Regions from separate parts of the Homo sapiens genome. Here region 1 is linked to region 2. The links are chromatin loops, found by intact Hi-C in ENCODE. Cell type or tissue: natural killer cell. All regions are shown on one strand. Each heading gives the region's core, and the rest is flanking DNA. Links, peaks and the distances in the headings are about the cores only.

Evidence for each region. Hi-C counts contacts between places; a loop is a spot of excess contacts. Peaks named below come from ENCODE experiments on the same cell type or tissue, not always from the same donor. Only the 100,000 strongest peaks of a DNase experiment are listed, where the experiment ranks them.
Region 1: a loop joins it to region 2, with 8 times the contacts of the local background. A loop is called at or near these places in 1 of 110 quality-filtered maps.

The regions. Positions count from the first base shown.
Region 1 is chr20:36,623,783-36,633,822 of GRCh38, reverse strand. It overlaps SLA2 (Src like adaptor 2), which reads left to right. Exons shown (of 8, transcript NM_032214.4): 4 at 194-280; 5 at 1,125-1,228. Among named protein-coding and RNA genes, the nearest start is that of SLA2, 17 kb to the left of the region's middle. RefSeq lists enhancers at 296-797, 3,477-3,586. In natural killer cell, for the core only: no CTCF peak of the experiment used is centred there; DNase peaks (open chromatin) are centred at 3,317, 3,652 and 5,582; H3K27ac peaks cover 4,510 bases.
Region 2 is chr20:36,559,910-36,569,949 of GRCh38, reverse strand. The region is part of intron 2 of DLGAP4-AS1 (DLGAP4 antisense RNA 1); the gene reads left to right. Among named protein-coding and RNA genes, the nearest start is that of DLGAP4-AS1, 8.3 kb to the left of the region's middle. RefSeq lists an enhancer at 6,775-7,340. In natural killer cell, for the core only: no CTCF peak of the experiment used is centred there; DNase peaks (open chromatin) are centred at 4,949, 5,440 and 5,699; H3K27ac peaks cover 1,944 bases.

The sequences.
Region 1 (10,040 bases), core at 1,388-9,387, 64 kb before region 2:
ATTGTGCATCTACCACCAGCCCCAGCCCTGACTCAGGAGGTACCTGGACAGGCTAGTGCAGGGAAGCCTGGGAAACAGGCAGGACAGGTGGCCACAGGATCCAGCCTGAGAGGGTCCTTGCAAGCCCTGAATGTGTGGTTGTCGGGGCCTTGGCTCATCTGAAAGAGGTGCCCCCACTCCTTTCTCTCTCCAGGGATGGAGACTGGTGGACGGTGCTGTCTGAAGTCTCAGGCAGAGAGTATAACATCCCCAGCGTCCACGTGGCCAAAGTCTCCCATGGGTGAGTTCCCACCCCAGGCCCGCCTTGCAGAGCTTCCTGCTTTCTCCTCCCACAAGAACTCCCCTTTGTGCACGGCTCTGCGCTGAGCAAAGCTGGGGATGGGGGAGAATCGAACCCAGGTCCTGCCCTCAAGAGGGGCAGACAGCTCATCCTAGCACAGGTTGGCCTGTGAGATGTGGGAGCCAGAGGAAGGGCTTGGGAAGGCCCACAGAGGAGGTGTGGAGCTCTGGGCTTTGGAGGTTGCCAGGATCTCGTGGTGGAAAATGCTGAAAAGTCCACGTAGGAGATGGCAGCATGTGGCGTGAGGGGCTGGCACAGTGGTGCGCACCTGTAGTCCCAGCTACTAGGGAGGCTGAGGTGGGAGGATCATCTGAGCCTGGAAGGTCAAGGCTGCAGTGAGCCGTGATTGCGCCACTGCACTCTAGTCTAGGCCACAGAGCAGGAGCCTGTCTCAGTAAAAAAAGAAAAAAACAGAGGGGCAGCTCTTGGAAAGCTGAGGCTTAGAAAGGTGAGTGGATAGAATCAGGGTGCTTTGGGGACTGAGCAGGGATAGCAGAGAGGCTGGGACCAACCCAGGTTACTTGGGGGAATGAGGTCTCCAGGCAGAGAAAGCTGAGGCTGTCCCCATGAGTTTGTCCTCCCAGGGCCCTGGAGCCAGGACTGGGAGGACAAAAATGGCATGGACCTCGGAGACCCTGAGCCCAGCTCTTCGTGGAGCAGATAGAACTCTGAGGCCCAGAGAGGGAGGGCCTTGTGAGGGTCACTCAGCGGTGGTGGTAAAATCTTGGCTTCCCTCTTCCTCCAGGCTGACCCTGTCCCTTGTCCCTCTCTTTCGCTCCGCCAGGTGGCTGTATGAGGGCCTGAGCAGGGAGAAAGCAGAGGAACTGCTGTTGTTACCTGGGAACCCTGGAGGGGCCTTCCTCATCCGGGAGAGCCAGACCAGGAGAGGTGAGTAAGCTCGGTGCCAGCCCAGGCCCTCCCTACGTGGAGGTCTCAGAAAGGAGCCCACAGATATATGGCTGCAGGTGCGGCCCAGAAAATAGGCTTTGCCTGACTTCTCAGTCAACCAAGATTTCCTGAGCCCCAGCTCCGTGTCCTGCCCATATGAACCATGTGGAGCCCAGGCTGGGGGAGATGGAGACAGGCCATGAAAGCAGAGGAGAGGCAGCTAACTTTGGAGCAATCAAGGGAGGCTTCATGGAGGAATAGACCATGAGTGGACCTGGAGGAGTGGACCTGGGATCCTGAGGGATGTTCCCACAGGATCCCAGGCAACAAGACACAGTGGTGCTGGGGTGGGCCAGTGGGCTGCACCTCGGGACAATAGGAGGTTAGAAGTGAGCAAGCTCCAGCACAGAGGCCTTGGATGCCGAGCTGAGAAGCTTTGGTTTTCTCCCAAGGCAGTGGGGTTGCTACTCAGCAGAGACACAGTGCTGGGCGTGTGTTTTGGGGGAAACGAGAGGATGCATTACAGGGACTCTCTGAGTGTGTTCTGTGGGCCACCTGCTTAGAAGTAGAGGAGATGGGGGGTCAGTTTAGGGGACCCCGAAAATCGTATCCTTCTCTGAGAGGTTCACAATCCGTGTTAACACAAGACTTCTTAAGGCGTCGCGTTTGCCTAACTGGGCATTTCCCAAGTGTTTCTGACACAGGAGTGTTTCATCATGCAGCACCAGTCAGAGTCACTCCATGTTCATTCATTCAGCAAATGCTTCTCCAGCACCTATGATGTGGGGAGGCTTCAGGGAAGGACAGGACCTACTGTATGTGTCAGGCCTTAGGCATCTCTGCTGAGTGAGGTGGCCATGGTCCCTGCTCTCAGGGAGCTCCTGGGTCACTGGAAGCCAGTGTTCCATGGCACAGAGTTTGGGAAACATACCTCTATTTGAGATCCACAGTGATGCCAGGGCTTGCCCCTCCAATGCCAAGAGCCAAGTGTGATATGACTTGAGGGTGGGGCAGAAGGCCAAATGTGAAGGGCTGGAGTTCCTAGCCTTGGTGTCTAGCAGTCTGGCTGTCATCTGCCATGTTGCTGCCATGAGAGCCTATCAGCAATAGAGCAAAAATCTGCATTTCTAAAAATAATACAGGCCGGGCACTGTGGCTCACACCTGTAATCCCAGCACTTTGGGAGGCTGAGGTGGGAGAATCACTTGTGCCCAGAAATTTGAGACCAGCCTAGCCAACATAATGAGACCACTTCTCTACAAAAAAATTTAAAATGTAGTGAGGCATGGTGGTGCATCCCTGTAGTCCGAGCTACTTCGGAGGCTGAAGTGGGAGGATCACTTAAGTCCAGGAGTTCCAGGGTGCAGTGAGCCATGATTGCACCACTGCACTCCAGCCTGGGCAACAGAGCCAGACTCCATTTCAAAAAATAAAAGTGAATGTGAATGGCCCACAGTAGGGATCTAGGCTCAGCCAACACATTGGCAACTAGGATTTTTAATAGAGTATAGTCACAGAATTTCTCTGCGTTGACTAGGAGGTGATTCCTCCTTCCCCAAGACACAACATGATTCTGATCTCTTGGCAAAACATTAAAATGGTGACAGGATCTCTTGGGTCAGTAGCCAGTCAGAGCTAGAAACCCACTGGAAGTCATCTCATGGATCCTCCTCGCTCCACTGTACAGACTGAAAAACTGGACCAAAGAGGAGTAGGAACGGGCCACATGCACATTCATGTGGGGCTTCTCCCACCCCAGGTGCAGGGTCTTTTGCAATCAAAACACAAAGTTGATTGTCTCTTTGATGACCCTGCCTCCCTCTGAGCTGCTGCCCCTGAGTCCTTTAAGGCAGAGGCAAAGAGGGATGTTGAAGGAGCAGCAGCCCCCACGTTTATGTTAAGCCCTTTAAGTGACTTAAAACAATGTATGGGGATTGTACTTCCATTGTCTTCATTTTACAGATGGAAAAACTGAGGCTTAGGGAAGAGAAATAATTTGCCTGGGGAAACACAGCTAGTAAGTGCAGAGCCAGGATTCAAACCCAGCCACACCTCCTCTCACTCCAGGCCCCCAAGAAAGGCCCACGTGGGGCAGTAATGTTGGCACTGCAAGCATAGCAACAGACCAGGGAAGGAGGTATCAGGAATGGACAGACCTCCTGGCGCCCGCCTTGATATGAACCAACTGTGATAGGCTGTCGGGACCCTTCGTTCTCTGCCTCAGTCTCCCTCCCAGGACCCTTTCCAGCTTCTTTGTCTCTCCTCTCCTGCCCTTGGGCGTTCTTGGGTTGACCTCTCTGAGGCCCCTCCTGCTATTTTCTAGGCAGCATCAGCACCCCCACCTCACATACATCCATAGGCTGGTAGAGGGGCTGGGGAGGCCAGCCCAGCACAGCAGCTGCAAACAGGAAACCACAGCAGCGTTGCGGAGTGGAGCAGGGCCCCACTGCAGACTGTCCCCTGGAGCTTCAGAAGCCACAGGAAGTGCTCAGTGCTCAGCTCCCCTCCCCTGGCCCATTCTCTGGCCTGGGTCAGCCCCAAGAATATAGTGGCTGGCCCTTATGGCCACTCTGCCCCTTACCTAAAAAGACACAGATGCAAAGAGAAAACTCTGTGAGTGAGAAGAGAAAGCCGTATGGAGACTTTTTTTTTTTTTTTGAGACAGAGTCTCACTGTGTCGCCCAGGCTGGCGTGAAGTGGCACATTTTGGCTCAGTGCAGCCTCTGCCTCCTGGGTTCAAGTGATTGTCATGCCTCAGCCTCCCTGGTAGCTGGGATTACAGGCGAGTGCTACCACACCGGGATAATTATTATACTTTTTTGAGACAGAGTCTCACTCTGTTGCCTATGCTGGAGTGCAGTGGTGCGATCTCGGTTCACTGCAACCTCCACGTCCTGGGTTCAAGCGAGTCTCCTGCTTCAACCTCCTGAGTAGCTGGGATGACAGGCACATGCCACCATGCCCAACTAATTTTTGTGTTTTTAGTAGAGACAGGGTTTCATCATGTTGGCCAGGCTGATCTCAAACTCCTGACCTCAGATGATCCACCCACCTCGGCCTCCCAAAGTGCTGGGATTACAGGAGTAAGGCACTGCACCGGACTATTTTTTTTTTTTTGTATTTTTAGTAGAAACGGGGTTTTGCCATGTTGGCCAGGCTGGTCTCAAACTCCTGACCCTCAGATAATCCGCCCACCTTGGCCTCCCAAAGTGCTAGGATACAGGCATGAGCCACCGCGCCCAGCGGGATCCATGAAGATCTTTAAAGACTCATAAGATCCACATAAGGCCTCACCTGAGGTCAGGAGTTTGAGACCAGCTTGGCCAACATGGCGAAACCCCATCTGTACTAAAAATACAAAAAAATTAGCCGGGCATGGTGGCAGGTGCCTGTAATCCCAGCTACTCAGGAGGCTAAGGCTAGAGAATTGCTTGAACCTGGAGGTGGAGGTTGCAGTGAGACGAGATCGCACCACTGCACTCCAGCCTGGGTGACAAAGCGAGACTATGTCTCAAAAAAAAAAAAAAAATCCTCATAATTACCGGGACTAAGGTCTCCAGGTCCCCATAGTCAATTCCAAAAGGAGATGGATCAGGATGCAGCTATTGTTATCAAAGAGGAAGATGAAAAATGTTAGTTGGGGGAGGAGAAAAGAAAGAAGAAATTTGCCAATTTTCCAGGAAAGGTAAAATTTTCCTGCGGGTCATGGTTGATTTGTGGGTCAAGAAATCAGTTTAGGGGCCAGGTGCAGTGTCTCACACCTGTAATCCCAGCACATTGTGAGGCCAAGGCAGGAGGATCACTTGAGTCCAGGAGTTCAAAACCAGTCTGGGCAACAAAGGGAGACCCCCATCTCTTAAAAAAAAAAAATTTTTTTTTAAGTTAGCTAGGTGTGGTGGCATGTGCGTGTTGTCTAAGCTACTTGGGAGGCTGAGGCAGGAGGATCACTTAAGCCCAAGAAGTCGATGCTGCAGTGAGCTATGATCACACCACTGGACTCCAGCCTGGGTGACAGACCAAGACCCTGTCTCAAATAAATAAATAAATTCAATAAATCAACACTGATGCCTGTACCCCACCTCCAGGGTTTCTGATCTCACTGGTCAGGGATGTGGCCTGCACACTGTAAAAGCTGCCCAGGTGATTCTGATGGGTAGCCAGGGTCGGAACCCACTAATTTAGTGCGTCTGGACCAGTGCGTGTTTGTAGTGAAATTGAGCAGAGAACATGACCATGGTTGGGGTAAACATTGCGTCATAAAACTTTTGTTTCAGATTTTGTATAAGGTGTGTCCTGCGTCACAGTGTAAACTTTTATACTGTGGTTTGACACCACAGTGACTCTAGGGGCCCAAGTGACGTCATAGAACAGTGGTTCTCAGACTTGAGTGTACAGGACTCATCAGGGGAACTTGTTGACACTGTAGACTTGTAGGCCCTACCGCAGACCTAACTGAATCAGACTTTTGGGGGCAGAGGTCAGAAATCTGCTTCTTGGACAGGCTCTCTGGATGGTTCTATTGTTCTCTTGAGTTTGAAAACAGAGTTCCAATCTAGGGAACCCAGAATGAAGTAATAAGAGACAATGTACTTTACATTATGCTCTTGTCGTATATAATGGGAATTAGCCATTGACCAAGTGAGTGAGTGATGCCAGGATCAGCTTTTCATTGGCCCAAAGGCACTGATTCCACACGAGCTTCAAGCCTGCATGTGGACCAAGGAGGAAGGCCTGGGGCCCTGAGCTACCAGGAACACTAATCAGAGTCCGGAGCAGGAAGACCCCATCTTCCCAAGTCCTTCTGGCATACCTGGCTATATGATAGGCCTCGGGACAGCCATGGCCAGGCTCTAGTCAGGCCCCAAATCTTGCTCCGTGAAGGGGGCCTAGAAGCTTTGTGGAGGTCACAGGATTGTGCAGAGGTCAGCACAGGGTTAGGGACAGGCCCCAGCAGCAGCCCCTCTGCGCTGTCCTGCTGTATATCTGTTCTGTGTCAGGCACTATAAGGGAGATTGATGAGCAAGACGTGGTTCCTGCCCCTGCAGGGCTCACCTCTGTCCACTGTCAGTTGGGAAACACTTACTGAGCATCTCCTCCGAGTCAGGCCTGCTAAGTCATGGCTTTTGTCCTCAGGGTGCAGACAGTGGAGGGTGCAACATTCAATCCCTAAAGCTTCTTAGAGGCCTCAGCAGAGAAGGTTCAGGAGGGTCCTGCTAGGCCCACTTCTCACATGCAGCTCCTTATCTGATCCCTCATCCCTCACTCCCAGCATCATCACTGGAATACCTGACCCCAGAGGTCCCGGAGGTGATGTTGCCTAAGCCTGCTGGAGCTTTCTGAAATTAGGACCTTATACTTGGCCTTTCTTTCTGGTGGGTCCTCCTCTAGGCTCCGCGTCCAGCCACAGCTTCCACTGTTCCCTCTGGACCCTCTGCCCACCAGCCACTCTGTAAACACCTTGTTCTTTCTACCGCTGCATCCTTACACATACCCCTCCCTCCATCTGGAAAGCCTGCCCTCCGCTTCTCCTCACGGCAAGCTCACACTCATCCTTCGCCATTCTTTCCAGTGGGACTTTCCCAGACTACCACCTACCCAGACTATCGCCTTCCCAGACTATCACCTACCCAGGCTATCGCCTTCCCATACTATGTCAATTTTTGTTCTCAACTCCCATAGCATCTTGAAAATACCTCTTCTGTAGCTATAATAGGTTTATCTCTTTTCTTTTCCTCTTTTTTTTTTTTTTTTTGAGATGGAGTCTTGCTGTCGCCCAGGCTGGAATGCAGTTGGCGGGATCTCGGCTCACTGCAAGCTCTGCCTCCCGGTTTCACGCCATTCTCCTGCCTCAGCCTCCCGAGTAGCTGGGACCACAGGCGGCTGCCACCACACCCGGCTAATTTTTTGTATTAGTAGAGATGGGGTTTCACCATGTTAGCCAGGATGGTCTCGATCTCCTGACCTTGTGATCTGCCCGTCTGGGCCTCCCAAAGTGCTGGGATTACAGGCATGAGCCACCGCGCCCAGACTTTTTTTTTTTTAAGACAGGGTCACCCAAGCTGGAGTGCGGTGGCACTATCTCGGCTCACTGCAACCTCCACCTCCCAGGCCCAAGCGATTCTCCCACCTCAGCCTCCTGAGTAGCTGGGACTACAGGTGAATGCTTCCACGCCCTGCGAATTTTTGTGTGTGTTTTTTTTTTTTTAGACGGAGTCTCGTTCTGTCATTGGGCTGGAGTGCAGTGGCACAATCTCGGCTCATTGCAACCTATGCCTCCTGGGTTCAAGCAATTCTCCTGCCTCAGCCTCCCGAGTAGCTAGGATTACAGGTGCGTGCCACCACGCCCAGCTAATTTTTGTATTTTTAGTAGAGACAGGGTTTCACCATGTTGGCCAGGATGGTCTTGATCTCTTGACCTTGTGATCTACCCACCTTGGCATCGTAAAGTACTGGGATTACAGGCATGAGCCACTGCGCCCAGCTGTATTTTTTTTTAAAGTCAGGGTTTTGCCATGTTGCCCTGGCTGGTCTTGAACTCCTGACCTCAAGTGATCCACCCACCTTGGCCTCCCAAAGTGCTCAGATTACAGGCGTGACCCACCATGTCTGGCCCAGGTAATTTTTGTATTTTGAGTAGAAACAGGGTTTGGCCATGTTGCCCAGGCTAGTCTTGAACTTCTGACCTCAGGTGATCTGCCCACCTTGGCCTTCCAAAGTGCTGGGTTTATAGGCATGAGCCACCACACCCAGCTTTTTTTTTTTTTTTTTTTGACAGGATCTCACTCTATTGCCCAGGCTGGAGTGCAGTGGCACAATCATGGTTCACTGCAGTCTTGAACTTGTGGGCTCAAGTGATCCTCCCACCTCAGCTTCTTGAGTAGCTGGAACTACAGGCGTGCACCACCATGCCTAACTTTTAAATTTTTGTAGAGACAGGATCTCACTCTATTGCCCAGGCTGGTCTCGAACTCCTGGGCTCAAGCCATCCTCCCGCCTTAGACTTCCCAAGTGCTGGGATTACAGGCATGAGCCACCACAGCTGGCTAAATTTATTTCCTAAAACAAAATCATGGCCGGGCACAGTGGCTCATGCCTGTAATCCCAGCACTTTGAGAGGCCGAGGCGGGGGAATCACCTGAGGACAGAGTTCGAGACCAGCCTGGCTAACATGGTGAAACCCCATCTCTATTAAAAATACAAAAAAATTAGACAGGCATGGTGGCAGGTACCTATAATGGCAGCTATTCAGGAGGCTGAGGCAGGAGAATTGCTTGAAACCAGGAGGTGGAGGTTGCAGTGAGCTGAGATCATGCAATTGTGTTCCAGGCTGGGCAACAAGAGCAAAACTCCATCTCAAAAAAAAAAAAAAAAAAAAAAATCAGGGTACGTGGTCTGATGAGAATAATACAGGAACTAAATACTTGAAATGAGGACCATTAAGGAAAATCCCAGCTGTGGATGTGCTGACAAGACAGCACTTATTTCCCCGAGTGTGATGATTTCATACCTGTGTCTGGGCCCAGAGCAGAGTGTCCAGCATGTGGTGGGTGCTCAGCAGATGTTTACTGAATAAATGAATGAGCAGGTGAGTACACCTATGCATGTTGAGAGGGGGAGAGAGGATGAAGAGCTGGGAGAGACTGCCCCCCAAACAGGAAGATTCAGGCTGTTTGTAGCATCAGTTCCAAGGACAGAACCAAAGTCACCTCCTCATCACCCCTAGTGACCTGCTCCCCTGTCAGTCAACTGGACCTGTGTGCCCCACAGCACTCCGTCTTCAGCTAAGGGCTGGCTCTGGGTGGGCCCTCTGTCCTCAGGGAAGGGTAGGTCTTAGTAAATGCTCAATATGTGTTTGCTGCAAATCATGCAATGATAGGCCTTCAAGAATCATTCCCAACACCATCTGTGCTCACAGACAGTAGGAGTGCAAATGGTGATGAGCTCTCCTTAAAACTGCTTGTAATCGTGGCTCCGTCCGAGTGTTTATCACAGAGACTCAGTCATTCATTCAACAAATAGATACTGTGTGCTGACTTTGTGCCAAGCACTGTTCAAAACACGAGATTCTGCAGTATGAAAAGCAAGATTCCTGCCCACAATCTAGTTGGCAAGGTGGACAGTAAACAAATAAGAAAAGAGTGTGAGAGTGATAAGTGCCAAGAGGAAACAAAGCAGCGTTCAGAGGACACAGAGTGCCAGGGTGTGAGTGTGAGTACAGGCCTCAGGGAGGCGCGTCCTCAGCAGGCGGTCAGGGAAGACAGGATGAGGGGAGTGGCGAGTTTAGAGTCAGGTCACACAGAGCCTTTCCAGGGAGAGGACTTGGGATTGATTTTAAGTGTGACAGGGAGGATTCTGAGTAGGGGCATGAGACGACCTGACCCCTCCTTCCTGCTGAGAAGAGAGGATGCCGCGCAGGAAGCCGTAGTAGGCTCTCTCCAGGTGAGAAGTGGTTGGATCTTAGCTGTGTTCTGACCACACCCAACAGGGCTTTCTGTTGGGCTGGATGTGAGGCTGAGACAGGAAGCAATCAGGAATGGATGACTCCTGACCTCTTTATCCCTGAGACCACCAACCAGATCCCAAGTGTAGCTACCCTTTCTGATTCTAATAACTGTCGTGACAGTGGCTGGGGTGGGTGGTTCAAGAACCATGCAAAAGTTATAAGGTCTTGGTCACTAGTTCAGCTGGGTTGGTTGGCCTTCTGGGCCTATTTTCAAATATTTAGCGCATTCCCAGCCACAGAATTTTTTAGGGTTACAGCACAGCTCAAGAAGAGACTCTTCTCAAAGGTACAGAATACAGGCCAGGCGTG
Region 2 (10,040 bases), core at 1,410-9,409:
GTGGCTGTTATGTGAGGTTCTGCATTTTCATCTAATGTTGATAAGTGGAATTCCACATCTTCCTCCTGAAAAGTCTTGCAGTGTCTTGTTGGTCAACCACAATTTGCCTAGCTTTCTCCTAGTTGTTGGGTATTTACTCACGTAACTAATTTCTGAGTGCCCACCTGTGTCTGGCTGTGTGCCTATGGCTGGAAAACCTACAGCCAAGCTTACTCCTGAAGGCTTTGGGCGACAGTGCCTTGCGGTGGGAAGGCTGTGGCCCTGGGACTTGGTTACTAGCCAGGTGATTTAGGAAAATCATCCACACCTTCTGAACCTCCCTTTTCTCATGTTGTGGAAACACAAGGCTTCGGTGAGAGTCAAAGAAAACAGGCACACCCCTTGTTTCATTGTGCCTTGCTTTTTTGCGCTTTGCAGGTACTGCGTTTTTTTCAAATTGAGGGCTTTTGGCAACCCTGTGTCGAGCAAAGTCTACCAGCATTATTTTTCCAAAAGGATGCTCAGTATGTGTCTCTGTGCCACATTTTGGTAATTCTTGAAATATTTCAAAGTTTGTTATTATTATATCTAGTATGGTGATCTGCGATCAATAATCTTTGATGTTACTATTGTAATTGTTTTGGGGCATCATGAATGATGCTTGTGTAAGACGGTAAACTTACTCCATCAATATTGTATGTGTTCTGACCGCTCCACCAACCAGCTGTTTGCAATTAGTAATCGTACAGTGGCCTCTAAGTGTTCAAGTGTAAGGAAGAGTTGCAAATCTCTCACTTCACATCAAGAGCTAGAAATAATTAAGCTCAGTGAGAAAGGCATGTTGAAAGCCAAGATAGGCCTTTTTTTTGTTTTTTTAGTTTTTAGTAGAGACGAGGTCACGCTATGTTGTCCAGGCTGGCCTCCAACTCCTGGGCTCAAGTGATCCTCCTGCCTCAGCCGTCCCAAGTGTTGGGATTAAAGTTGTGAGCCACCATGCCCCGCCTCTGGAGTAGCACTTTTAATTTCACTCAAGAACAATTGGCTGGGCGCGGTGGCTCACACCTGTAATCCCAGCTACTGGGGAGGCTGAGGCGGGAGAATTGCTTGAATCTGGGAGGCAGAGGTTGCAGTGAACTGAGATCACGCCACTGCACTCCAGCCTGGGCGACAGAGCAAGACTCTGTCTCAAAACAAACAAACAAAAACTATCTGGCTAGGTCTGGTGGCTCATGCCTGTAATCCCAACACTTCGGGAGGCCGAGGCAGGGGAAGGTCTCTTGAACCCAGGAGTTTGAGGCCAGCCTGAGCAACATAGCAAGACCCCCTCTCAACAAAAAATAATCAGCTGGGCATGGTGGCGAATGCCTGTAGTCCCAGCTACTTGGGAGGCTGAGGTGGAGGAAGGCTTGAGCCCAGGAGGTTGAGGCTGTGGTGAGGTATAATTGTGCCACTGTACTCCAGCCTGCGTGAAAGAGTGAGACCCTGTCTCAAAAATTGGCCAGGCGCAGTGGCTCATGCCTGTAACCTGAGCACTTTGGGAGGCCAAGGCAGGTGGGATCACTTGAGGTCAGGAGTTCGAGACCACCCTGGCCAACATGGTGAAAGCCCATCTGTACTAAAAAGAAAAAAAAAATACAAAAATAAATAAAGAAAAAGGTGCTATTTCAGTGAACACAGTAATAAGAAAGGGAACAGCCTTATTGCTGATATGGAGAAAATTTGAGTGGTCTAGATAGATGATCAGACCAGCGACAACGTTCCCTTAAACCAAAGCCTAATCCAGAGCATAAGCCCTAACTGTCTTCAATTCTCTGAAGGCTGAGAGAGCTGAGGAAGCTGCTGAAGAAAAGTTGGAAGCTATCAGGCTTCAGTAGGCTTTTTTTTTTCTTTTTTTTTTTTTTTTTGAGACGGAGTCTTGCTCTGTCGCCCAGGCTGGAGTATAGAGGCATGATCTTGACTCACCACAACCTCTGCCTCCCGGTTTAGGCGATTCTCCTGCCTCAGCCTCCCGAGTAGCTGGGATTATAGGCGCAGGCTACCACGCCCAGCTAATTTTTCGTATTTTTAGTAGAGATGGGGTTTCACCATGTTAGCCAGGCTGGTCTCGAACTCCTGACCTCAAGTGATCTGCCCACCTCGGCCTCCCGAAGTGTTGGGATTACAGGCGTGAGCCACTGCACCCGGCCAATTTCTGTATTTTTAGTAGAGATGGCGTTCCACCATGTTGCCCAGCCTGGTTTCAAATTCCTGACCTCAGGTGATCCGCCTGCCTTGGCCTCCCAAAATGTTGGGATTACAGGTGTGAGCCACTGTGCCTGGCCTGGAATTTCTTTGATGAGAGCTATGCCTTGACAGTCTCATTTTTCCATTGTACTAGAAGGTCTGGGGCCCTGGGAGCTAGTGCGGCATGAAGGCCTGAGTGGGCTCTGTGCCTTGCTGACAGTGTTCCCAAGCTGAGTGGAGGAAGACTAAGGGTCTGGATATCCTCAACACTGAGTACATGAATTTCTGTGTAACCCTTCTGTTGTTGCTGTCTTCTCCTCTCCTGTGCCTGGTGTTCATCTGTCCAGGACCTTCTGTATTCTTTGGATAATAAATTTCTGATCTCTTGTCGGGTCTAGGTTGCAGCCTTCATAGGATCTAGGAGTCCACTGCTTTTTTTTCTTTTTTCTTTTTCTGAGACAGAGTCTCGCTGTGGTGCAATCTCTGCTCACTGCAACATCCGCCTCTCAGGTTCCCGTGATTCTCATGTCTCAGCCTCCCAAGTAGCTGAGATTACAGGCGCCCGCCACCACACCTAGCTAATTTTTGCATTTTTAGTAGAGACATGGTTTCGCTGTGTTGCCCAAGCTGGTCTTGAACTCCTGAGCTCAAGTGATCCACCTGCCTCGGCCTCCCAAAGTGTTGGGATTAAAGAATAGAGATAAGGGAGGCACAGAGGGGCTAAGTAACACCTGAGGTTATAAAACTGGTCATTGGAGGAGGTAGGATTTTATTCCTGAAAGGTTAATGGTAATATTATCGTCTCCATTTCTGACTCTAGTAATTTCAAGTCTTTTTTCTTTTTTTCTTGGTCAGTCTAGCTGAGGGTTTGTCAGTTGCTTTGACTTTTTTCAAAGAACCAACTTTTGGTTTTATCAATTTTCTCTATTGTTTTTCTGTTCTCTATTTCATTCATTTCTGCCCCAGCATTTATTGTTTCTTTCCTTTTGCTTACTCCTGCTTTTGCTCTTCTTTTCTAATTTTTCTGGTATCTTAAAGTGGAAGGTTAGATTATTGATTTACAATCTATATTTATTTATTTACTTTTTTCTTTTCTTTTGAGACAGAGTCTAGCTCTGTCCCCCAGGCTGGAGTGCAGTGGCGCAATCTAGGCTCACTGCAAGTTCCGCCGCCATGGTTCACGCCATTCTCCTGCCTCAGCCTCCCGAGTAGCTGGGACTACAGGCACCCGCCACCACACCTGGCTAATTTTTTGTATTTTTAGTAGAGACGGGGTTTCACCGTGTTAGCCAGGATGGTCTCAATCTCCTGACCTCGTGATCCGCCTGCCTCAGCCTCCCAAAGTGCTGGGATTACAGGCGTGAGCCACCGTGCCCGGCCTACAATCTTCATTTTTTTTTTAAATAGGCACATATGGGCCAGGTGTGGTGGCTCATGCCTGTAATCCCAGCATTTTGGGAGGCCGAGGTTGGGCGGATCACCTGAGGTCAGGAGTTCAAGACCAGCCTGGCCAACATAGTGAAACCTCGCCTCTAAAAATAGAAAATTAGCTGGGCATGGTAGCACATGCCTGTAATCCCAGCTACTCAGGAGGCTGAGGCAGGAGAATCGCTGAAACCTGAGAGGCAGAGGTTGCAGTGAGCCCAGCCTGCGCCATTGCACTCCAGCCTGGGTGACAGAGCAAGACTTTGTCTCAAAAAAAAATTAATAAATAAAAAATAATAAAAAAAATAGGCACATATGGCCAGGCATGGTGGCTCATACCAGCACTTTGGGAGGCTGAGACGCGGGTCGCTTGAGCTCAGGGGTTTGAGACCAGCCTGGGCAATGTAACAAGACCCCATCCCTACGAAAAATAAAAAATTAAGCCAGGTGTTGGTGGCTTTTGCCTGTAGTTTCAGCCATTCCAAAGGCTGAGGTGGGAGGATTGTTTGAGCCCAGGGGTGTGAGGCTGCAGTGAACCCTGATTGCATGACTGCACTCCAGTGTGGGCAATAAAGCGAGACACTGTCTCAAAGGAATAAAAAGGCATTGATAGCTATGAATTTTCCTTCAAGCACTGCTTTAGCTGCATTTCATAAGTTTTAAGCCTTTTTATTCATTTCATAATATTTTCTAATTCCCCTTTGGATTTCTTCTTCGAATCATTCATTATTTAGAGTATGTTGTTTAATTTCCACATATTTCACATATTTGTGAGTTTCCCATGTTTCCCAAATTTCTAATTTCATTATAGTGTCCTCAGAGAACACACTTTGTATTATTTGAGTCCTTTTAAATTAATTGAGGTTTGTTTTATGACCTAGCATATGGTCTTTCCTGGAGAATGTACCATGTCCACTTAAGAATAATGTGGCCCTGGCATGGTGGCTTATGCCTGTAATCCCGGCACTTTGGGTGGCTCAGGTGGGAGGATCCCTTTAGCCCAGGAGTTGGAGACCAACCTGGACAACGTAGTGAGACCCCATCTCTACAAAAAATAAAAAAATTAGCTTGGGTGGGGCATGCCTATACTCCAAGCTACTTGGGAGGCTGAAGTGGGAGATCACCTGAGCCTGGGAAGTTGAGGCTGCGGTGAGCTGTGATCACGCTTCTCCACTCCAGCCTGGTTGACAGAGCAAGATCCCATCTCAAAAAAATGAAAAAAGAAGAAAGAATGGTATTCTGTGGTTGTAGGGTGCCGTGTTCTGTAGATGGGTGTTAGGTCTACGTGGTTGGTAGTGTTCTGTGGTTGTGGGGTGCAGTGTTCTGTAGATGGGTGTTAGGTCTATGTGGTGGGTAGTGTTGTATTCTGTGGTTGTAGGGTGTGGTGTTCTGTAGACGGGTGTTAGGTCTAGGTGGTGGGTAGTGTTGTATTCTGTGGTTGTGGGGTGCAGTGTTCTGTAGACGGGCGTTAGGTCTAGGTGGTGGGTAGTGTTGTATTCTGTGGTTATGGGGTGCAGTGTTCTGTAGACGGGTGTTAGGTCTAGGTGGTGGGTAGTGTTGTATTCTGTGGTTGTAGGGTGCAGTGTTCTTTAGATGGGCGTTAGGTCTAGGTGGTGGGTAGTGTTGTATTCTGTGGTTGTAGGGTGCAGTGTTCTTTAGATGGGCGTTAGGTCTAGGTGGTGGGTAGTGTTGTATTCTGTGGTTGTGGGGTGCAGTGTTCTGTAGACGGGCGTTAGGTCTAGGTGGTGGGTAGTGTTGTATTCTGTGGTTATAGGGTGCAGTGTTCTGTAGACGGGTGTTAGGTCTAGGTGGTGGGTAGTGTTGTATTCTGTGGTTGTAGGGTGCAGTGTTTAGATGGGCGTTAGGTCTAGGTGGTGGGTAGTGTTGTATTCTGTGGTTGTAGGGTGCAGTGTTCTTTAGATGGGCGTTAGGTCTAGGTGGTGGGTAGTGTTGTATTCTGTGGTTGTGGGGTGCAGTGTTCTGTAGATGGGTGTTAGGTCTAGGTGGTGGGTAGTGTTGTATTCTGTGGTCGTGGGGTGCGGTGTTCTGTGGACGGGCGTTAGGTCTAGGTGGTGTAGGGTGCAGTGTTCTGTAGATCGGTGTTAGGTCTGGGTGGTTGGTAGTGTTGTCGTGTGTTCAAGTCTTCTGTTTCCCTATTGATCTTCTGCCTACTTGTTCTATCTGTTATTGAAAGTGGGAATTGAAGTCCAACTATGACTGTTGAGTTGTTTCCTCCCTTCATTTCTGTCAGCCTTTGTTTCCTGTATTTTGGTGCTCTGCTGTTTCCGTATATGTTTAAAACTTTACCTGTTTCTGATGGAATGACCTTTTTAAAATTATAAAATATCCTGCTTTAGTAGGAAATAGTATCTTAGACCCAGACAATCTTGACTCTTGAGCCTGTGCTCTTATGCCCATCCCAACTGCCCTGTCCCTGAAGGTGTGTCCTCTGGTATTTCTCCACCTCCTATATCCTCATTCATTTTGGATTCATCTAAGTGATCTTTGTCAACTTGGTCTTCCTGCTCTGGATCTTGATAAGACCAGTTGAAATTTTATTCCATACTCTGAGGAAGTCCTCAGCCCTTTGCCAGATGCCTGTAGATTCCTAGTAGTTCCCATTCTCCATCATCTTGGCCTCTGGGGCCTGCTTGCCTACAGCCTACCCTGGTGCTGTGTAGTTGCTATGGCTTGAATGTGCCCCATGAGCAAAGTTCATGCGTTGTAAACTTAATCCCCAATGCAATAGTGTTGAGAGATGGGACCTCTAAGAGGCTCTGCCCTCATGAATGGATTAATGCTCTTACCACAGGAGTGGATTCCTGATAAAATGTGAGTTCAGCACTCTCTTGCCTTCTGTCCTGTGTACTCTCTCACCATGTGAGGCCTTCCACCATGTGATGAGGCAGCAAGAAGGCCCTCACCAGATGCAGTTCCTTGATCTTGGACTTCCCACCCTCCAAAACTGTGAGCCAAATAAACTTCTGTTCATTATAAGTTACCAGTCTCAGGTATTCTGTCATAGAAGCACAAAATGGACTAAGTTGATAGTTTCCACAGTTCAGTCTTTCCCCTTCATCTCTGCCAGGCTCCCCTTAGACTCTGCAGTCACCAAACCTTGGTAACTCCGCAGTCACCAAACCTTGGTAACACAAGTGAATTGAGCCCTTTAGTGCTGGAGGGTGAGACGAAAGGCACACTTGACAGAAACACAGAGGTCAGTTTCCATGTTCTCCATCCTTGGGCATCCTCTGGGCCCTGGCTTTGCAGAGTTTGACTTGGCCCACCAGTACCCAGCCTCCTGTCACTATCCAGCTCCTGGCTCTGGTCTCCTCTTCAGTCCGTTTCCCAGCCCTCCTTCCCTCTCCCCTTTCCTCTCTGGAGCAAAAACACTTCTCTCCCTCTGCCTCCTGCAGAGCCATTTAATGGCTGCTTTCGTTGTCTTTGTTTCTTTGGCCCCCAAGTGTCAGGCTCTAACTGTCTTCCTTGGTTAAGCCCAGAGTAATTTAGTAAGAGGGATATGGAGGCAGTTAGATAGGAAAATTTCCCACCTGGCTTCCCATGCTGGCTTTTTTTTTTGAGACAGGGTCTCACTGTGTCACCCAGGCTGGAGTGCAGTGGTGTGATCTCAGCTCACAGCAACCTATATCTCCCAGGTTCAAGAGATTCTCACCTCAGCCTCCCGAGTAACTGGGATTACAGGTGTGTACCATCATGCCCGGCTAATTTCATGCTGGCTTTCTTGTTGCAACTTTCTACTGTGGTTGGGTGAAATATTTTATTTATTTATTAAAGACAGGGTCTGACTCTGTCACCCAGGCTGGAGTGCAGTGGCGTGATCAAGGCTCACTGCAACCTCCGCCACCTGGGCTCAAGCAATCCTCCTGCCTCAGCTGCAGGAGTAGCTGGGACTACTGTTGGCATTTCCTGGACATTGTGGTGATTGGTGGGAGAATATATATATATTTTTTGAGATGAGTCTTCCTATGTTGTCCAGGCTGGTCTTGAACTCCTGAGCTCAAGTGATTCTCGTGCCTCAGCCTCCTGAGGAGCTAGGATTACAGGCAGGAGCCATCACACCTGTCAGGAGCAGCATATTTGAAGTCAGGACTTTTCCAGAAGAATATCAGAGATTTGTGATTCTCAGGGAATTATCAAACTGAGGCCCAGGCAGAGCTCACAGCAAGTCAGTGGTGGAGCCAGTTCCTCAGGCCCCTGCCCTGGGATGTATCTTGACTTCGGTGAGCCCTGAGGTGGGTATACCTTGGGTCATCCCCCGCTTCCCCGAGCTTAACTTCCCATCTGGGAAGTGGGTGCAGCCCTGTCTCTTCCTGAGGCTGTCATGAGAGAGAAGCAACAAAATGCTCCTGCCCTGCCCTGCCAATGGCTTGGCAAGCAGTAGGGAAAGTTACAGAAAAAACACCTTCACTGGTCACATTCGATGACCTCCTATAATTACCTGATGTGTTTCTTTTTAAAAATTAGTTTATTTTTGGAGACAGGGTTTCACTCTGTTGCTTAGGCTGGAGCACAGTGGCTCAATCTCAGCTCACTGCAACTTCTGTCTCCCGCCTCAGCTTCCTGGGTAGCTGGGACGACAAGCGCATTGTACCATGCCTGGCTAATTTTTGTATTTTTTGTAGTGATGGGGTTTCACCATGTTGCCCAGGATTGTCTCAAACTCCTGAGCTCAAGCAACCTACCCACTTTAGCCTCCCAAAGTGCTGGGACTACAGGCATAAGCCACTGCGCCTGGCCAGTCTGATGTGTTTCACAAACCAGTGTGTATGTAGCTGGGCATGGTGGTGCGCACCTGTAATCCTAGCTACTCTGGAGGCTGAGGCAGGAGAATCGCTTGAGCCCGGGAAGTGGAAATTGCAGTGAGCCGAGATTGTGCCACTGCACTCCAGCCTGGATGGCAGAGTGAGACTTTGTCTCGAAAAAAAAAAAAAGTGTGTGTGTATTTCCTTTTTTTTTTTTTTCGAGACCGAGTTTCACTCATGGGTTGCCCAGGCTGGAGTGCAGTGGCGCAGTCTCGGCTCACTGCAACCTCCGCCTCCCGGGTTCAAGCAATTCTCCTGCCTCAGCCTCCCAAGTATGCTGGGATTACAGGCATGTGCCACCATACCCAGCTAATTTTGTATTTTTGGTAGAGACAGGGTTTCACCATGTTGGCCAGGCTGGTCTCGAACTCCTGACCTCAGGTGATCCACCCACCTTGGCTTCCCGAAGTGTTGGGATTACAGGTGTGAGCCACTGCGCCCGGCCGTGTGTGTGTATTTCATATGAGAAAGACTAGTTTCTGTAGTAAGTCAAATTAACAGAGAATATTTATGTTTTCCATGGAATGGCAGGAAGCACCAAAGAGAAATCTGTCCTTTTTGGTTGAGGACAAAGCATATGTCCATGCAAAATATTTGTATATGAATATTCATAGTAGCCTTATTCATAATGGCCCCAAACTATAAGCAACCCAAATGTTTATCAACTGGTAAAAGGGTAAATTGGTTGTATTCTGTCTATACAGTGGAATATTTCTCGGCAATCAGAGCTATAGTTGCACACAATAACATAGGCCAGTCTCACAAATATTATGCTAAGCGAAAGAAGCCAGACACAAAATAATAAATATTGTGTGACCCATTCATATAAAATTCTAGAAAAGCCAAAGAAATTTATAGAAAGTAAATCAGTGGTTTCCTGGGTTGAGGGATGGGAGAAGGGCTTGACTTAAAGAGGGGCATAAAGGAATATTTGCCAAAACTAATTTTATTAAGCCAATGGAGTGGGCACATTATATGGGTTTTCTTTTTTTTTTCTTTTCTTTTTTTGAGAAGGAATCTTACTCTGTCGTCAGAGCTGGAATGCAGTGGCGGGATCTGGGCTCACTGCAACCTCCTCCTCCCAGGCTCAAGTGATTCTCCTGCCTCAGCTTCCCGAGTAGCTGGGATTACAGGTGCATGCCACCACGCCTGGCTAATTTTTTGTATTTTTAGTAGACATGGGGTTTCACCATGTTGGCCAGGCTGGTCTCGAACTCCTGACCTTGTGATTCATCCGCCTCAGCCTCCCAGATTGCTGGGATTACAGGCATGAGCCACTGCGCCCAGCTCTTTTTTTTTTTTTTCCTATTATTTATTATTTTTATTTTTGAGACAGAGTCTCGCTCTGTCACCCAGGCTGGAGTGTAGTGGTGCAGTCTTGGCTCACTGCAGCCTCTGCCTCCTGGGTTCAAACAATTCTCATGCCTCAGCCTCCCAAGTAGCTGGGATTACAGGCACATGCCACCACACCCAGCTAATTTTTGTATTTTTAGTAGAGACAGGGTTTCACCATGTTGGCCAGGCTGGTCTCAAACCCCTGACCTCAGGTGATCTGCCTGCCTCAGCCTCCCAAAGTGCTGGGATTACAGG